Linked DNA regions of Homo sapiens: region 1 is linked to region 2. Evidence: chromatin contacts called from ENCODE Hi-C or POLR2A ChIA-PET data. All regions are on one chromosome and are shown on one strand. Each heading gives the region's core, a stretch centred on a gene start or an enhancer-like site at or near the end of the contact. The rest is flanking DNA. Distances are from core to core; before and after follow the strand shown. Region 1 overlaps BABAM2 (BRISC and BRCA1 A complex member 2). Region 2 has its middle 19 kb from the start of MRPL33.

Region 1 (2,781 bases), core at 36-2,535, 500 kb before region 2:
AATTACAACTGAAAAGATTCATACAACATATATAAGAGGGTACAGGGGAAAAATTCATTGCATGATTGTGCAAGTGATTTACAACCTTCTTCCTTAAAAGAAATCCTTTAAGGTCACTAAAAAGGGGTCATGTAATTCTAAGGTATTATAATGAAGACAATATTCCCAGTGAAGATTAATCCAGTAAGTTCTCAAACTAGTGTCAGAAATTACAAAACAGGCTTTCTGGAAGTAAACTCTAAAGATGAAACAGAAGTTTCAATTTGAGTCAAAATAGTGACAGTGGTTGCTGAAGGACTGGAGCTCTCTGAACTGTAAACCGGGCGAAGGGTGTGCTTGTGTGTATAATCAAAAGATGAAAACCACTTTGCCTAGTAGAGCTAACCACTTTCAAGGAAGTCTCAGTATAAAAATTAACCAAAATGTAAAAGTATCTAAAGGACTCAGTAGTTCCCATAATTAAAGCAAAAAGGCATTTAGTAAATTTTCTTTTATCTTTTTCCATATTCTTTTATCATTCGGAACAATATTAGAGAACTGACTGGTTTGATATTTTGTTGATAATTAATTTTCATTCCTGTTGCTTTGATAGTTTTTTTGCTTTTTTTTTTTTTGAGATGGAGTTTCACTCCTCTTGCCCAGGGTGGAGTGCAACGGCACGTTCTCGGCTCACTGCAACCTCCACCTCCCAGGTTCAAGCGATTCTCCTATCTCAGCCTCTCCCAAGAAGCTGAGATTACAGGTGCCACCACACTTGGCTAATTTTTGTATTTTTAGTAGAGACAGGGTTTCACCATGTTTCGGCTGATCTCGAACTCCTGACCTCAGGTGATCTACCCACCTTGGCCTCCCCAAGTGCTGGGATTACGGGCATGAGCCACTGCACCTAGCCTGATAGTTATTAATACTAGAAATGATAAAATTAAACTAAGAATCTTTATGTCTGATATGAGGTAAACATGGTAATTCTAAAATAATATTACACTTTCTATAGATTTGGCTTGAAACAAATTCTAACACATAGCATTGTGGTTCTTAATTTTAATTATTTTACTGATTCCGATTTGCTTTTCAAGTATATTCCTTTATATAAAGATGTGAACTGTATCCAAAAAAGTAAGCAGGTTTTGAGCAACATCACAGTTTTGGTTTTACCGATTTATGTAGTAGCCATCTTGTTTGTTGAGTGCTAAATATTCTACGACGAAACACTGTTTCTATAGCGGGCAGATGAAAGTCTACCTCGCTTAGCTCAGGAACTGAGTGGCTGCTACTACGACAGCTTTGTGTTTTAGTGGTGAGGTGACAGTGCGACATCAATGCAAATAATTTCCTTGGTTATACCAGGAATTGGAGAGCCTGACAAAATCAGAGCTCGGCAGAAGCATTTGTAGCAATAAACAGAAGCTTCTGATTTTTACTTAAAATTTCAAAAGCTGTCCTGATTTCTAATTTATTGGCCTTGATTACAGGCCTATAAGGAAAGAATTATTTAAATGACTACCAGAATTAGTCTGAAGTTGTTGATTTCCTCTGGCTTAAAAAAAAAAAGTCTTACCAGAAACTGTGTTCTCTGAAAAACAAAATAATTGCTTTCCTTTTACTTAATGTCAACTGAAAACCAATGAATGAACAAATGAACAAACAGATAGTTAAAGACAAATACAGAAAGAATAATACTAAGACATCTGTGTGAACATTAGTCATTTAAAATAAAGAAAAACATCAGAGTAAGAACCTTATCATTCATTAGACTGAATAAACACTGCCACCCCAGCCCCAATCCTACAGCTCTGAAATGGAGGAACACAGCAATCAAAGTCTTGCAAAGATACACTGGAAATAATGTGCAGGGCAAAATCCAAAGATAACTTTTTTTCTCTTTTAAAAACATAAGACTGTGGCTGGGCGTGGTGGCTCACGCCTGTAATCCTAGCACTTTGGGAAGCCATGGCGGGTAGATCACGAGGTCAGGAGATCAAGACCATCCTGGCTAACACGGCAAAACCCTGTCTCTACTAAAAACACAAAAAATTAGCCGGGAGTGGTGGCACATGCCTGTAATCCTAGCTACTCAGGAGGCTGAGGCAGGAGAATTGCTTGAACCTGGGAGGCGGAGGTTGCTGTGAGCTGAGATCGTGCCACTGCACTCCAGCCTGGGCGACAGAGCGAGACCCCGTCTCAAAAACAAAACAAACAAACAAACAAAAAAAAAAGAAAAAAATATATATGATTGTTTATAGTAATGACAGAAAAAGCTATATTGTTGTGTTTATATTATAACATATATACATGTAATATATATGACAATTAATAGAACAAATAAGCGGGAGGACAAGGAGCAATGTTGCTATATTTTACCAGAATGAAGGTATTATTAATCTTAAGGCAATTATGTTAAAGATGCATATTGTAATCTCTAGAATAAACCGCTAAGAAAGTAATTCAATATTAGATAGCTAAAAAAAAAAAAAAAAAAAAAGTTCAACAAATGCCCTTCCCCTTACTCACTGTGCTCCAGCCACGCCTGCTTCAGCAGAGCTCTTTGCTGCCTCAGGGCTCAGGGCTTTTGCACAGGGACTGCCTTCCCTGGAATTGCCTTCCTTGGCTGTCTGAATCACTGCTAAGGTCTCAGCGGAAATGTCACCCTCTATAGGAGGTCTTCCCTATAGAAGCATAGGGAAGACCTCACAGCATCTCCTCACAGCATCTTCCTCATCTTCCTCACAGCATCTCCTTCTTATTCTCTATTCATAGCCTTTTACTTTGTTCCATCACGCT
Region 2 (2,700 bases), core at 137-2,636:
ACTGGCAGGACTAGAACTCTGCCGCCTAATTCCCAGTTCATGCATTTTCTTGCCTTCTGCTGTGCCTGACAGGTTCCCAGTGGTGAAAGTCGGCCTTGGAGCGCCCTCCCATGGCTGTGGACAGCTACTGGAGCAGCTGTGGCACAGGCCAGTGTTAACTTGAGGATAGAATGACCTGCAGGGCTGGTTGAAACAGATTGCTGGGCCCCACCCTTGGAGTTTTGGGTTGTCTAACAAGTCCCCAGGGGACGCTGACCTACTGATTCAAAGACCACTTACTCAGAAACTCAGATGTAGATAAAAGATTTTGCAGCCAGAATACCTGGTTTCAGGTCCCAGCTCTGCCATCCAAGTGCTGATACCTTGAACATGGTACTTAATCTCTTAGCATCTCGATCTCTTTATTTTATGATGGCAACAATAACAACCACCCATAGGGTTAATGTGTAAAATAAATAAATCAGATGTAAAATACCTGAGAAGTGACATGCTGATGCTGTGTGAATATACAGATTCACAAATATGTGACCTTTGTCTGGAGAGATGCCACTGGAGGCCAGGGAATGTCCACAGAGACAAAAGCATTCTCTTAATGCTACTCAAAATTACAATAAATCCAGAAGAAATTGTGTTTATCCTGCCACAAATACTGGCTGAGGAATTACGAGGGCCTGGCACTGTGCTGTACACCACATTTGCAAAGGTGAATGACAGTCCCTGCCCTGGAGGAACAACTAGAAGGAAGATAAACATGTAAATTCTAATAATTACCCTAATCCCAGATGAGCCAGGGAAGGAACCCTGTGCCTAGAGCACAGAGCATCCCACCCTGTCTGAGAAGTCAAGCAAGGCTTTGAAAAAGAACCTGACTTTTGAGTAGGGTCTTGAAGGATGAATAGGAGTTCTTTAAGAAGAGAAGTGGTAGGGGGCACTCCAGGCAAAGGAAACAGCATATGCAAAGTAGTCACGGAAGCATGAAAATGCATAATATTTTCAAGGAAATCGCACGTGGTTCTATGTAACTGGAGCTCAGTGGGTCTGGGAAAAGGACTGGCAAAAAAGGCTAAGAAGTTTGGGCCATGCCGGGCACGCGGGTGGCTGAGGCAGGAGAATGCTGTGAACCTGGGAGGCGGAGCTTGCAGTGAGCCGAGATCGCGCCACTGCACTCCAGCCTGGGCGACAGAGCGAGACTCCATCTCAAAAAAAAAAAAAGAAGTTTCGGCCTGACTGTAACCTGGTGGGAAGCCATTGGAAGACACCCGACGAGGATTCCCTGAAAAAATTCTTAATGAGTCCCTAAGGCAAAGATTTCCAAGCCAAGCGCTTCACCACATACCCTCAGCGGCCCCAGTGCCTGAGAGCCTCCCCTGCCAGGAAGCCTAGCCCAGAAACGCCTCCCGAAACGGGTAGTGGCCCTGGGGAAGAAGCTTCCCTGGAAGGCACAAGCAGTAAACGGGCAGCCTCTTACCTCTTACCTTCATCAGATACTGGCGGGAGGCACCCTCCTGGCAGATTTCTTCATCCCCCTCTCCTTCTGTGGGTGTGGAGTCACTGGGAGAACAAAGGGATGTTATCTGTAGCTAATAAGTTATGGGAGGGGGAGGGAGCTGTAGGCGCCTGTGGGGGTGGGGAAATGAGTCCTGAGCAGCTCTGATGCAATCCAGAAAGAGGCAGGTGCAAGCCTGCACCTGGGAAGCAAACCCCCTGCCTCCCCAAAGTACACAGAGATTTGAAGCTGGAAGAGGCACCTCCAAGACTTGCCCGTGATCCCACAGCTAGCTGACGCCTGGCCCCCTCTCCCCACATCTGACTCCACGATAAAAGGTCTCAGTCTTGGAAAAACTGGCGGTTGCTGTGTTCATTGACCTCACTCCCTCTTCCTGAGTCTCTCCTGCAGCCTTCCCTTCCCAGCCCAGTCCCTGACCCTCTTTCAGACTCAGCCTTTGGTTTCCAAACAGGTATAGAATGTGGTGTGCAAAAAATGGCCTCCGCTATTTTTGAAAAAAGCAATGGCAAGAAAAAAAGAGCAAACTGCTATTCTGAGCCACATGGGCTTGGGGTTTTGATTCCAATTTCTTTGTCTCCGGTGGAGGTGGAAGCAACTTGCTCTTGTGGGAATAATCCCTTTTGTTTTTAGGAAAAGATTTTAATAGGTCTTTGGGTTATGCAAGGATAAAACGTGAACCTTTTCTGGAAAGGAGACAGTGCAATGCAGGACAACGTGAGGCCACAGGCTCCTCTTAGTCACTGTAAAATGTGGCTTTCTTTGAGAGAGAATGGCATCTCTGCAGAGGTTATGGGGAGTTTTGTTAAAGCTGTGCTTGGAGAACTTAAGAGAGGGGCTTGGGCTGGGCATGGTGGCTCACACCTATAATCCCAACAATTTGGAAGGCCGAGACGGGCGGATCGCTTGAGGTCAGGAGTTCGAGACCAGCCTGGCCAACATGGTGAAACCCTGTCTCTACTAAAAATACAAAAAAATTAGCTGAGTGTGGTGGCAGGAGCCTGTAATCCTAGCTACTCGGGAGACTGAGGCAGAAGAATCGCTTTAACCCAGGAGGTGGAGATAGCAGTGAGCTGAGATGGCGCCACTGCACTCCAGCCTGGGTGACAGAGTAAGACTTCATCTCAAAAAAAAAAAAAAAAAAAAAAAGAGAGGGGTCTGTTTCTGCAGTGGGCACCAGCAGGATTGAGCTGGTG

Evidence for each region. Hi-C counts contacts between places; a loop is a spot of excess contacts on that map. ChIA-PET counts read pairs that join two places held with the same protein, here RNA polymerase II (POLR2A). Pooled maps may share reads with other maps.
Region 1: a pooled map shows a loop between it and region 2 (3-fold over the local background). The contact joins two enhancer-like sites. A Hi-C loop is called at or near these places in 2 of 168 maps with a recorded cell type or tissue (Caco-2 and PC-9) and 6 of 50 pooled maps. POLR2A ChIA-PET finds 5 or more read pairs at or near these places in 3 of 52 experiments (Caco-2, MCF 10A and Panc1).

Annotation. Positions count from the first base shown.
Region 1 is chr2:28,250,020-28,252,800 of GRCh38, reverse strand. The region is part of intron 10 of BABAM2 (BRISC and BRCA1 A complex member 2); the gene reads right to left. Among named protein-coding and RNA genes, the nearest start is that of BABAM2-AS2, 59 kb to the left of the region's middle. RefSeq lists an enhancer at 2,501-2,781. Within about 2 kb of position 1,285, at least 3 of the 41 ENCODE cell types and tissues checked have a DNase peak (open chromatin) inside an H3K27ac peak, as active enhancers do.
Region 2 is chr2:27,751,723-27,754,422 of GRCh38, reverse strand. No RefSeq gene overlaps it. Among named protein-coding and RNA genes, the nearest start is that of MRPL33, 19 kb to the left of the region's middle. RefSeq lists an enhancer at 1,185-1,803. Within about 2 kb of position 1,386, at least 10 of the 41 ENCODE cell types and tissues checked have a DNase peak (open chromatin) inside an H3K27ac peak, as active enhancers do.